Linked DNA regions of Homo sapiens: region 1 is linked to region 2. The links are chromatin contacts, found by Hi-C or POLR2A ChIA-PET in ENCODE. All regions are on one chromosome and are shown on one strand. The core of a region is the stretch at or near the end of the contact, and the rest is flanking DNA. Distances in the headings are between cores, read along the strand shown.

Region 1 (6,241 bases), core at 709-3,208, 580 kb before region 2:
GAAAGACAATCAGGCTGGTAAGCCACGGATCTCCACTGTGGGCAGGAGGGACCTCACCTGGGGCATCCACTGTCCCCACACGTGTTGATATGGGCAGGCGTTTCCCTGGGAGCTGCTGCTCTCCGGGCCAGAGCCAGGAGCGGGGACCTCAGAGCAGTCAGTCTCAAATGTGTGCAAGAATCTTGTTAATGGGCAGATTCTGATTCAGTAGGTCTACAGAGGGACCTAGGATTCTGCATTTCTGCTTCCAGATGCTACTGCTGATCCATGTTCCACACATCAGCCTCACCTGGAGAGCATTTAACAAATACTAATGCCTGGGTCCTTCCTCAGACCAACTGTGTCTGTCTCTGGAGGAGAGACTCAGGCATTTTTTGTTTGTTTGTTTGGTTTGTTTTGTTTTCTGAGACGGAGTTTCGCTCTTGTTGCCCAAGCTGCAGTGCAATGGCGCGATCTCAGCTCACGGCAACCTCCACCTCCCAGGTTCAAGCGATTCTCCTGCCTCAGCCTCCCGAGTAGCTGGGATCACAGGCATGTGCCACCACGCCTGGCTAATTTTTCTATTTTTAGTACAGATGGGGTTTCTCCATGTTGGTCATTCTGGTCTCAAACTCCTGACCTCAGGTGATCCACCCACCTCGGCCTCCCAAAGTGCTGGGATTGCAGGCGTGAGCTACTGTGCCCAGCCTGGTATTTTTTTAAAGCTCCACAAAAGATTCCAATGTGCGACCAGAGTAGGGAAGCACTGTCTCAGAGACCACCTACCCAACCCCCTCTCTGTAGAGATGGGAAACTGGGGGCAGAGGAGGGAGGGACCTGCTCAAGGCTCCCGAGGGAGGCTGTGCGAGGCTGGAATGGACCATGTCTCCTGAACCTATGCCCTTCTCCCGGGGCCCATCGAGGGCCACAGCCTGGACTTGGGAAGGAGCCTGCAGGGTGAGGGCAAGGCCTTGGAGGGAGGGGTGGGTAGGGGGTTCCCCAGGAGTTCACACATGCCTCCCAGTGGGGGTGCCAAGGACCACGTTGCACAGGAGCCCTGGCTTAGGCTGTGCTGGGGAAACCAAGAGGACTTGGGGGATCTCCCAGGAATGTGAGGCTGGGGAGGGAGTGAGTCATTCTCCCACTGGTGTTTGGAGAAAGCTTCAGAGATCCAGACAGCTCTCCAATATTCTTCCTAAAAAGCCACATCAGGGCTGTCAGGGCCAGAGGGCCAGGAAGCTCAAGAATGTCTGGGCAGCATGGTGGGATCATTCCAGATCGAGACCTTGCATGGAGACATTGTCTTTTCCATTATTATTTTTTTTTCCAAAATGGAAAAAGCTCTATTGCTTTTCTCCTATTATAAAAGTAATACACCAGCACTACTGGTAGTGTATCACCAGTACGGTAAGAAAGTAAAATTTCTCGGGAAGAAAATAACATTTCTCAGTAGCTGGGGATGCTCTGGTGGACACAGAATCAGGCTGAGATTCTGTACAAAAGCGGTCTGTCTCCCCAACCCCCACTCCTCGGCCTGGGAGCTTCTCCGAAAGTGGGGGCCTGGTCAGTCTGACTCATCTCTGTGTCCCTGGCACCCAGCACAGGCCTGGCACTGAGCCAGCCATCAGAGACCTTGTGGTGAACTGAAGTCAGCCTGGGAGCAGATTCAGAGAGCTCTGGTTTTTCTTTCCTTTCCTGGGCCTGTGGCTACACCACGAGGGTGCTGGGGCCAGGAGGCATTTCAGGAGGACTTGTCCTTCTTCCAGCTCCCGCAGAGAGGAGAGGAGCTGAAAATGCGACCCACCTGTCTGATCATAGGATGCCCATGCAAGGTTCTCCCCACACTGGCCACGGCTGGACTCCGGGCTGTGCTTGAGGATCCTCGTGCTGGCCAGGGCCTCAGAATACCTGCAGAGTTCACAGCGCCTCCTCAGAGCAGGTGCAGTTCAGGGAACCCCCAAAGTATGTGCCCCAAGCTAGTGTGGCTGAGCTTCCTTCCCTGCCCCGGGCTCACAGAGGAGCACCACTCTTGCATGATTTCTGAGCCTCCCAGCAGTCCCATTCCACAGAGGAACAAGTCGAGGCTCAGGGGAACTAAAAGGACCTGCCCAGGTGAGTGAGAGAGTGGTTATTCAAGTGTGGTTATATCTGATCCCAAAACCCGGTCCCCAAAACCATGCAGGGCCCCCCAACGTTTTTTTTTTTTTGAGATGTTGTCTCACTCTGTCACCCAGGCTGGAGTGCAGTGGCGCAATCTTGGTTCACTGCAACCTCCACCTCCCGGGTTCAAGCAATTCTCCTGCCTCAGCCTCTCGAGTAGCTGGGACTACAGGCCCATGCCACCACACATGGCTAATTTTTGTATTTTTAGTGGAGACAAGGTTTCACCATATTGGCCAGGCCAGTCTTGAACTCCTGACCTCAGGTGATCCGCCCGCCTTGGCCTCTGAAAGTGCTGAAATTACAGGTGTGAGCCATCGTGCCTGGCCACAGGGCCCCTTTGTGACTGCAGTAGCAGCACATGAAGGGCCAAGTTACCCGGATGTGCTAGGGGACTCACTGTTGAGCCTCCCGGTTGAGGTTCTTGCAGAGCTTCAGTGGGGGGACGCCGTGCTTCTGCCGGTACTCATTGTGGGCCTTCAGGACCTCATTATGAAACTGTTTGGAAGCTGGAATGATTGCAAAATGGAGAATGGCTCAGTGCAGAGAAAACACTCATCAAAAGTATAATGGCATGCTGAAAGCAACACCCAGCTCAAACCTTAGGCCATGTGGACAGGCTGCTGCTCCCCTCCAACACCTGGCACCCCAGCCAAGTGGCCCTGCTCCACGCCACTGCTCACCCTACCTGGCATCGCGCTCCACATCTCTGCACATCTAAAGCCCGTGGATCATGTGGGGCCTTATGGGCCCTGTTAGGCATTTGGGTCTTTATCCAAGGCAATGGGAAGCCACTGAAAGGGAGCAGGGCAGTGAGCTCCATGTGTTTCTCAAAGACCTTGCTGGCTGCTGAGTGGAGGATGCACAGAAACACAGAGCAGATTTGGGGACCTGGACAGTCAGCAATAGGACTTTGGAAGTAAAATATCTGAAGGAGACCGGGTATCTCAGGCTGGACCTAGGGAGAGCAGAGGGGACTGGAATGGGCCAGAGCTGGGAGTCCAGAAAGAGGCCTCCTGGCTGGGGAGGAGGGCACCTATGCTGGGTGGGTGAAGCCAAGGAGACAGAGAGACAGACAAAGAGACGAGGGAAGGACAGCCCTGGGGAAGCAGAGTGTGAGGGCGAGTTTTAGGTGCTGACTTGACTGAATTAAGAAATACCTCGAGAATTGGTAAAGCATTATTTTGGGGTGTGTCTGTGAGAGTGTTTCCAGAGGAGACTGGTGTGTGAGTCTGAGTGGGGAAGATCTACTCTCAACGTGGGTGGGTGCCATCTAATCAGACAACCTGGGGACCCACACAGAAACCTACTGCAGGGGCAGAGCCACCGCAGAGTCCCCACTAGGACGGTGCCTAATGGAGCTGTAGAAGTGCAGCCGCCCCAAGACCCCAGAACTGTGGAGCTACCGGCATGTAACGCCCGCCTGGGAAGGCTGCAAGCACGAGGCTTCCACCCGAGAGCTGAAGCCGGACAGCCCTAAGCCATGGGGGTGGGGCTGCCTGAGGCCCTGGGGTCCAACTCCCACTCAGCATGCCCAGGAGGCAGGAGAGGGAATCAAAGAGGATTATTCTCCAGCCTTAAGATTGAATGTTTTCCCTACTGGGTTGTGCACTTACTTGGGACTGGTTACTTTCTTTCCTATTTCTCCCTTTTGGAATGAGAGTATCTATCCTATGCCTGTCCCACCAATGTATTTTGGAATAGATAACTTCTTTTGATTTCACAGGCTCACAGCTGGAAGGAATATGTCTCTGGGGGAATTGTGCCTTGACTCTCACCTGTATCTAATTTAGATGAGACTTTGGACTTTGAGTTGGTGCTGGAACAAGTTAAGACTTGGGGCTATTGGGATGGAGTGAATATATTTTGTAAGTGGGGAAGACATGAGTTTTGGGGAGCCAGGGGCAGAATGCTTTGGTTTGAACGTCCCCTCCAAAACTCATGCTAAAATTTAATTGTCAATGTAACCATGCGGAGGAGTGAGATCTTTAAGAGGTGATTAGAGGGCATTATCACAGGACTGGGCTCCTGGTAAAAGTATGAGTTTGGGCTGATCTTCTCCCCGTCTTGAGTGCTTACTTGCCCTTCTGCTCTTCCATGGGATAATGCAGCATGAGGGCCTCGCCAGATGCCAATGCCATGCTCTTGGACTTCCCAGCCTCCAGAACCGTGAGCCAAATAAACTGTTTTTTAATAAATTACCCAGTGTAATTTATAGCAGCAGAAAATGGACTAAGATGCAGAATAGGAGAAGAGTGTAGCAAAGAAAGTGGAGTTGGTGGGAGGGTGAGTGGTATGATCAGCAGGCCCAGGGCTGCAGTGGGGGAAAAGGTGAAGCCCATGCCCAATTAGGTCATGATCTCAGAAAGGGCAAAGTCAAGGAGGCTGTGGTTAGGGAGAGAATAAGTAGGTGAAGCCAAAAGCAAGCAAGATCAATAGTGAACAGAAGCCATACCAATTTGGATCTGAAATGATCCCCATCCATCCATCCATCCAACATCCTCGAACCATCCATCCATCCAACATCTTCCATTCATCTGTCCATCCACCATTCATCCAACATCATCTATACATCCATCCAACATCCTCCATCCATCCATCCAACATCCTCCCTCCATCTACCCACCCATCCACCTAATATCTTCCATACATCTATCCATGCAACATTGTCATCCATCTAACATTACTCATCCATCCAGCATCATTCATCCATACATCTACCATTCATCCAAGGTCCATCCATCTATCCTCCATTTAACTGTTCATCTGCTCTCTGAGTGCTTCCCCTGTGCCATGTCCCATATTGTGTGCTAAGGGTCCAGAGACAAGTCAGCCATGTGTTGCTCTCAAAGAGCTCCCATACGGAAGGGAGGCAGCCTTGTAAACAGACACTAGCCATGTGATAGGTGCCAAGATGCAGGTAAGCACAGGTGCAAAAGGAACTTGGAGATTAACCTAACATGGGATCAGGAAGGAGGCAACTCCCAATATGAGGCCCCAGAAATATCTGAACAGGGGCTAGCCAGCCAGGCTATGATGAAGACACTGAGCACCATACTCAGGAATCTGGGAGTTCCTTTCTCTGGAAATGGGGGTGAGTTGGATGAGTTCTGAGTGAGGGCCACAGAGGGCCCTTATGCTGAATTGGTCCCATCAGGCCACAGGCTTGTCCCTCAAAGACTGGCTGTGGGTAGTGGCAGGAAGGGTGTGAACCATAAAGGAAGTGCCACTCTCTTCCTCTGCCCCAGCTCACCTTCACTGGTGCCTTTCTTCTACTCTGCTGCCTTTCACCCGAGACTGAGGAGATGATGCAACAGGGAGTCCTAGTCCCTTTTCTCATAGCCAGATCTCCCATGTCTCCTGGGCCAAGTCAAATCCCATGGAATTTCTGAGGAGACGTGAGGGAAAGAAGACCCAGGGCTTGCCTTTGCGGGGTTTGGGGGCTGCAGACCCGGGAGCTACAGACCCAGAAGGTGAAGGTAACTGCAGGTCACACCTGCATGGTGGAGCTGTCCGTGGGCCTTCTGAGAAGGAGGAAGTAGACGCTTAGACAAAGAGTACGCGGCGCAAGCTCTAGAACTTGGGCTCAGTGAGGCTGTCCAGTGAGGTCCAGTCAGAGTAATGTGGGCAGGGCAGGGATATGGGGGCTCTGAACCCCAGGATTTGTGAGGTTTTGGTTGACAGGCAGAGGTGGGGAGACATGGAGGTGGAAACTGATCATGGGGACAGGCATTAAGGCAGAGGGCGGAGCTACAACCTGAAGTATCGGGACTTCCTGGCCAACAGACGGACCAAGCCCTTGTCAATAGGAAAAACAAAGATTTCAGGTCTACAGTGGAGAGGAGAAAAGGCAGAGGTGTTGTTTAACATGTATAGAGTTTCAGTTTTGCAACATGAAAAAGTTGTGGAGCTCTGTTGCATAGCAATGTAAATATACTTAACACTACAGAACTGTACACTTAAAAATGGTTAAGATAATACATTTTATGCTATGCATTTTTACCATGATAAACAAAAAGATTTCAGGGTTAGCATGGTAATGTGGTATTTGGGATAAGGAGTCAGAGAGGCTTTTAAAGAATATCTCACAGGGAAATGCCAG
Region 2 (6,242 bases), core at 3,144-5,643:
TTGGGAGGTTCTTAGCTTTGCCCAGGAAAGAAAATCCAAGGATGAGCCAGTGGTGTTAGACAGCAACTTTTATTGAAGCAGCAGTGTATACTTAAAAAATTTGGTAACAGAGTACATCTTTCTTTTCCCATTATGCTCTTCCAAGATCCTAATAAACCTGCAGAGGTACTGGTCCTTGTGGAGCAGGGCTGTCCTATAGGCTGTATGCTCAGAGCAGCAGCTCAGAGGCAGTGCTGCATTCAGATTTATACCCACTTTTAACTACATGCAAATTAAGGGGTGGACTATGCAGTAATTTCTGTATGTAAAGGGTGGTAACTTCCAGTTCATTGGGTCATTGCTGTGGAAAGGGGTGGTAACTTCTGGGTGTTGTCATGGCAATGGTAAACTGACATAGCACACTGGTGGCCATGTCATATGGAAAACCACTTCTGCCCCATCCCTGTTTTAGCTAGTCCTCAATTTGGTCCGCTGCTGAGCCCTGCCTCTGGAGTCCAGTCCCACCTCCTACCTCATTATCTTGATAGTATTTCAGACTACTCAGGTAGAGTGAATTCCATCTGCAAATCACGCATGAGCCAGCTTGTAGTTATGAAGTTTTAGGGGAAATATGTCCCCCTTTTTCACTTGGTACCAAGTTTTGAGATAGGCAATTTTCTTTGTAGTCCCCTGAGGAAGGATTTGGGGGGCAGATGGATTTCTAGGGGCAAGGTGGGGTGCGGTGACTCATGTGTATAATCCCAGCACTTTGGGAGGCCAAGACAGGCGGGTCACTTGAGGTCAGGAGTTTGAGACCAGCCTGGCCAACATGGTGAAAGTTAGTCTCTACTAAAGTAAATACAAAAATTAGCTGGGTGTAGTGGCGGCGCCTGTAATCCCAGCTACTGAGGTGGCTGAAGCATGAGAATTGCTTGAACCCAGGAGGCGGAGGTTGCAGTGAGCCGAGATTGCACCACTGCCCTCCAGCCTGGGTGACCGAATGAGACTCCATCTCAAAGAAAAAGAAAAAAAAGACTAAAGGGACATAACTTGATGCATGCCAGTTTTATGCAGGAAAAATTTTCTGTTAGACTCTCCATCTTGGGTGGTCACTGAGTTTTATCTCCTTTTCTCAGTACTTCATGAACCTGTGAAAATGAACCTCCAAGTTTGTGTGGCTTGGCCAATGCCATTAAGCCAAAAGTGCCTTCTATCCTTTGCCTAGTTTTTGGCCTCTGATGATTTCCCTTTTTAAAAAATCACTTTATTGACATACAGAAAGTTGTACAGCAGGTTCTCAAATGATGTTTCACTCACTGTTGTTACTTTATAACATTGATATGAAAAAATATTTTATTTTTATCATTTTTTAAACTTTTTATTTTTATAGAGACCGGGTCTCTGTCACCCAGACTGCAGTGTGGCGGTGTGATCATAGCTCACTTACAGCCTCAAACTCCTGGGCTCAAACGGTCCTCCCACCTCAGCCTCCTGAGTAGCTGGGACTACAGGTGTGTACCACCTTGCCTGGCTAATTAGTCCAGATAATTAATTTTAATTAAATTAATTTTTTAAATTTTATTTTTTATTTTTGTAGAGAGGGGGGTCTCCCCGTCTTGCCTAGGCTGGTCTTGAACCCCTGGGCTCAAGTGATCCTTCCACCTCAGCCTCGTAAAGTATGGGGATTACAGGCGTGAGCCGTTGCACCTGGCCAGGGGAAAAAAAGGTTGATTCAGGCCAGGACCACTGTCTATATGGAGTTTGCATGCTCTCCTCATGTACGGTAAACTCTCGTACCCATCATTTCACATCATTTCTCTGAAAGTTGCAATTTCCAAGAACCTATTGACAATACTGAGGACTTACAATACATATTTAGTGTATACAGCTTGAACTTGGAGGTAAGTATAGAACCATGAAACCAGCGCTATAGTCAATGCCGTAAACATATCCATCATCTCCAAAAGTTTCCTCCTGCCCAATTTATTTAGTGATAAGAACACTTAATATAAGATCTACCATCTTATGGTTTATTAGTATCTTAGAAGAGCATAATGGAAAAAAAATCTACCCTGTTAGCAAATTTTTAAATATACATTTTTCAGTATAATTTAAAAAAAATTTTATAATAATACAATATTATTAACTATAGGCTCTAAGCACAATGTTGTGCAGTAGATGTCTAGGACCTACTCCTCTTGTATAACCAAAACTTTGCACCCTTTGATGAATACCTCCCCCTTTCTGTCTCTCCATAGCTTCTGGTAATGGCCATTCTGCTCTGCTTCTATGAGTTCGACCTTTTTTTTTTTTTTTTCCTTTGAGACAGTGTCTCACTCTGTCACCCAGGCTGGAGTGCAGTGGCATGGTCTCGGCTCACTGCAACTTCCACCTCCCAGGTTCATGCAATTCTCCTGCCTCAGCCTCCCCAGTAGCTGAGATTACAGACATGTGCCACCACCCCTAGCTAATTTTTGCATTTTTAGTAGAGATAGAGTTTCACCATGTTGGCCAGGCTGGTCTTGAACTCCTGACCTCAAATGTTCCGCCTGCCTTGGCCTCCCACACTGCTGGGATTACAGGCATGAGCCACCACACCTGTCCTTACGTTTTATTGTTTTTGTTTTGTGTTATTTTTGAGGGGAAGGTATGTTCTTGAAGACTCCTTTCTTTGTGAGAGCTGCAACACCTCACATGACCTATGTAATATATAGTTGATTGCTGCAGATAATCTTCTGAACTATCTGCCATAATGCTGGAAGTGGAAGTCCTCCAGTGTGTCATCTAACTGGTAATGCTGCCTAATAAAGCTATTGATATTTGAATATATTTTTCAGGTAATAAGCATCTTACAGTACTCTTATTAGTTCTCATTGTTCTTCAGTTGCTTCTCAGGATTTTGTAGTTAGGCCGATGATGATTCTTTTCTTTCTTTCTAATATTTATGGTTCTTATTAATTATTTTTGTTTTATGCATTGTCTATAGTAACTTTGAATAGTAAAGGTGATAATGAGCATTCTTGTCTTGGTTCTGACTTTTATAAAGTGAAGGACTATGAATCCGACATGCTGGCATTCATCTTATGCCCATGGCAAACAAACATAGTTAATCCTTCTTAGTACCTTTTCCTGCTAAGCTATGGCCCTGTTTCAGAAGCTCCCCAGTAACATTCCCATAAGTGACTATAGCTGATTTGATTTGGTACAACAGATAAGATTTATTTCCCAGTCCTCTCTCTGATGTTTCTTCTGGATATAGTTTGATATTGGCTATTCATTTCAAATATTCTTTATCATGTTTATATTCCTGGTTTACTAAAAGTCCTTTTTAAGGAGAATCACAAGTAGATATTTAGTTTTATAAAATACCTTTCCAATATCTGCCAGGGTGATCAAATGGCTTTTATATCCTTTGGTTTATCATATGTTAATTGCACTAAGAAATTTTCTAGTTTAATCACTGTGGTAGTTCTGGAATAAATCCTACTAGTCTCTTTTTTTTTTTTTTTTTTTGAGGGTCTCTCTCTGTTTCCCAGACTGGAATGCAGTAGCACAATCATGGCTCACTGCAGCTTTGACCTCCTGGGCTCAAGCAATCCTCCCACCTCAGCCTCCTGAGTAGCTGGGACTGCAGGAATGTACCACCACATCTGGCTAATTTTTTATTTTTAGTAGAGACAAGGTCTCACTGTGTTGCCCAGGCTGATCTCAAATTCCTGGGCTCAAGTGATCCTCCTGCCTTGGCCTCCCAAAATGCTGGGATTACGGGCATGAGCTACCACACTTGGCTCTACTAGTCTTAATGTATATTATTCTTTTACAATATTACTAGACTTGTGTAGTTCATACTATGTGCCAGACACTTGTGCTTGATGCTGAGGATATAATCATGAACAAGATAGACAGACATGGTTTCTGCCCTTACTGAGCTGTCAGTCAATTCAGGGGTGATAAAGAGCAGAACATTTGCCACCACTCCCCTCATCTGAAGCTTTGGCAGAAATCACTCAAAACATGCTGTCTTGCAGAGTCTTGGAAGATCTCAGAAAGGGGACTGGGATCCTTTATTGGCATCTGCTATGAATTGGAGGAAAGATGACAGTGATAGTAAGCATCCTGCTTTTTTGCTGTTGCTAGTTTGATGTTTTATTTGGTGGCATTTTTTATCTGTAGAACTTGTGTGAGGTTTGTTAGGTATTGAATTTGTTGTCTTGAATTAAGTTTTTGCTAATTTTGTAAATCAAGTGGCGTGTGGGTCTTTTGGTAGGGGCATCTACTTGACCACTTTTTCCATTCTTTCTTTTTCTTTTTGAGACAGGGTTTCCGTCACCCAGGCTGGAGTGCAGTGATGCAATCATGGCTCACTGCAGCCTCAGCTTCCTGGGCCGAGGTGATTTTCTCACCTCAGCATCCTGAGTAGCTAGGACTACACGCCACCATGCCTGGCTGATTTTTTAAAAATTTTTTGTAGAGATGAAGTCTTACTATGTTGCCCAGGCTGGTCTAGAACTCCTGGGCTCAAGCAATCCTGAACCTTGGCCTCCGAAAATGCTGGGATTACAGATGTGAGTCACTGCACCTGGCCCAATTCTTTCTATTGTTATTTTATTCAGATGTTCCATCATTTTGAGTTGATTTTGATTTATATTTTCCAAGACAATATTCATTCTTATTGACATTTTCTAGTTTATTTATATAGAGTTTCACTAGTATTCTTTTGTAGTTAAAACACAAATTCCTGGCTGGGCGCGGTGGCTCATGCCTGTAATCCCAGCACTTTGGGAGGCCGAAGCAGGTGGATCACGAAGTCAAGAGATCAAGACCATCCTGGCCAACATAGTGAAACCCTGTCTCTACTAAAAATACAAAAATTAGCTGGGCGTGGTGGCGCATACCTGTAATTCTAGCTACTTGGGAGGCTGAGGCAGGAGAATTGCTTGAACCCCGGAGGCGGAGGTTGCAGTGAGCCGAGATTGCGCCACTGCACTCCAGCCTGGCGACAGAGCGAGACTCCATCTCAAAAACAAAAACAAAACAAAAAAACCCCCCACAAATTCCTATGTGCCTGTTTTTAGCCACTTCCTCAATCTGTTAGGGGTGTTGTATAGTCTTTCTCTTGGCTAACTTTGCCAGCAGTTTGCTTGTTTTGTTGTTGTTTTAAACAACTCTTATAACAGTTCAATTGTTTTTCTGTTTTCTGATTTATTGGTTTCTATCAGTTTCATTCTCCTATATTTGTTAGCTTTATGACGTTCTTCTTTTTCTAGCCTTTTGAATTGACTGCTTAGTTATTAGCTAGTTAATTTAGTTAGCTGGCTAGTTGCTTTTAGACTCATTTGCCTGGCTAGTCTGTCTGCAGCCTGTCCTGCTGAAGCCATCATGGTCTGCACACATGCCCTCCTCCCTCCCCAGCTGCCTGGTTGAGGTGGTGGCCTCTGCATCTGCAGTGAGGCCAGGCCGAGAGAGATGAGTGAGGTCAGGATGGTGATGCTCACCTGTGTCTGTTTCTCTTTCCTTCTGGGACGCATGGGAGACTATACTTCTGAGTTGCAAAATGTGAACAACTGGTAAGTCAGGTAAAAGTGACATTTGTCTTGCAACTTTTCTATAGGTTTGATATCGAAACTCTGGGTAATTCTGCAGCACACTCTGCTTAAGCAATCACTGTTGTAGAGATGATGGGGGATGTGGGGTGTAGAAATTTCCTGATGAACACATGCATACCAGAGTTATCAGGGAGTAGAAACTAATAGTGACAAGTCCATTTGGAAAAGGGAGCGAGAGAGACAGATAGAGACAGACGGAGTTGAGCAGATGTGCAGAGAGAAGCACCTGGCCCCAGGGTGAGAGTGAAAATAGCTGCCTCAGCTCCTGTTCACTTTCACGTTCTCAATTCCCGTTTCACGAGGCCTAGCTATATGGCAGTCTGTACAGTATACAGTTCCTTCCTTGGATACTCAGGAAATCTATCCATTCTTAAGATATCCTCTCTTCCTTCCACTCTTGGCTTTCTTCTTTTACTTGGACCAGCCAAGGTAGGCAATTGTTTCTTAGAGCAGCTCCCACTAGAACATTTGTTAGTAATGATATTGATAGTTTATTTATTATTGTGCTTTATTGTACCGTTTAAGTTAATCCTTACACTATTAGCATTTTCATTTTATAGAGGAGGGAAAAAGAGATACAGAGAGGTTTGCTAACTTGCCCAAGGTTGTACAGCTCATAAGTGATGGAGCCAGGATCAAGCCTATATATATATATAT

What was found. Hi-C counts contacts between places; a loop is a spot of excess contacts on that map. ChIA-PET counts read pairs that join two places held with the same protein, here RNA polymerase II (POLR2A). Pooled maps may share reads with other maps.
Region 1: a loop to region 2 is called in a pooled map, with 2.6 times the contacts of the local background. The contact joins two enhancer-like sites. A Hi-C loop is called at or near these places in 1 of 50 pooled maps. POLR2A ChIA-PET finds 5 or more read pairs at or near these places in 2 of 52 experiments (Caco-2 and activated CD4-positive, alpha-beta T cell).

What each region holds. Positions count from the first base shown.
Region 1 is chr9:36,144,193-36,150,433 of GRCh38, reverse strand. It overlaps GLIPR2 (GLI pathogenesis related 2), which reads right to left. Exons shown (of 5, transcript NM_022343.4): 2 at 2,540-2,648; 3 at 1,784-1,887. Among named protein-coding and RNA genes, the nearest start is that of GLIPR2, 11 kb to the right of the region's middle. RefSeq lists enhancers at 1,459-1,538, 1,879-1,928. Within about 2 kb of position 1,958, at least 27 of the 41 ENCODE cell types and tissues checked have a DNase peak (open chromatin) inside an H3K27ac peak, as active enhancers do.
Region 2 is chr9:35,569,007-35,575,248 of GRCh38, reverse strand. No RefSeq gene overlaps it. Among named protein-coding and RNA genes, the nearest start is that of CIMIP2B, 8.2 kb to the right of the region's middle. RefSeq lists an enhancer at 5,617-5,776. Within about 2 kb of position 4,393, at least 5 of the 41 ENCODE cell types and tissues checked have a DNase peak (open chromatin) inside an H3K27ac peak, as active enhancers do.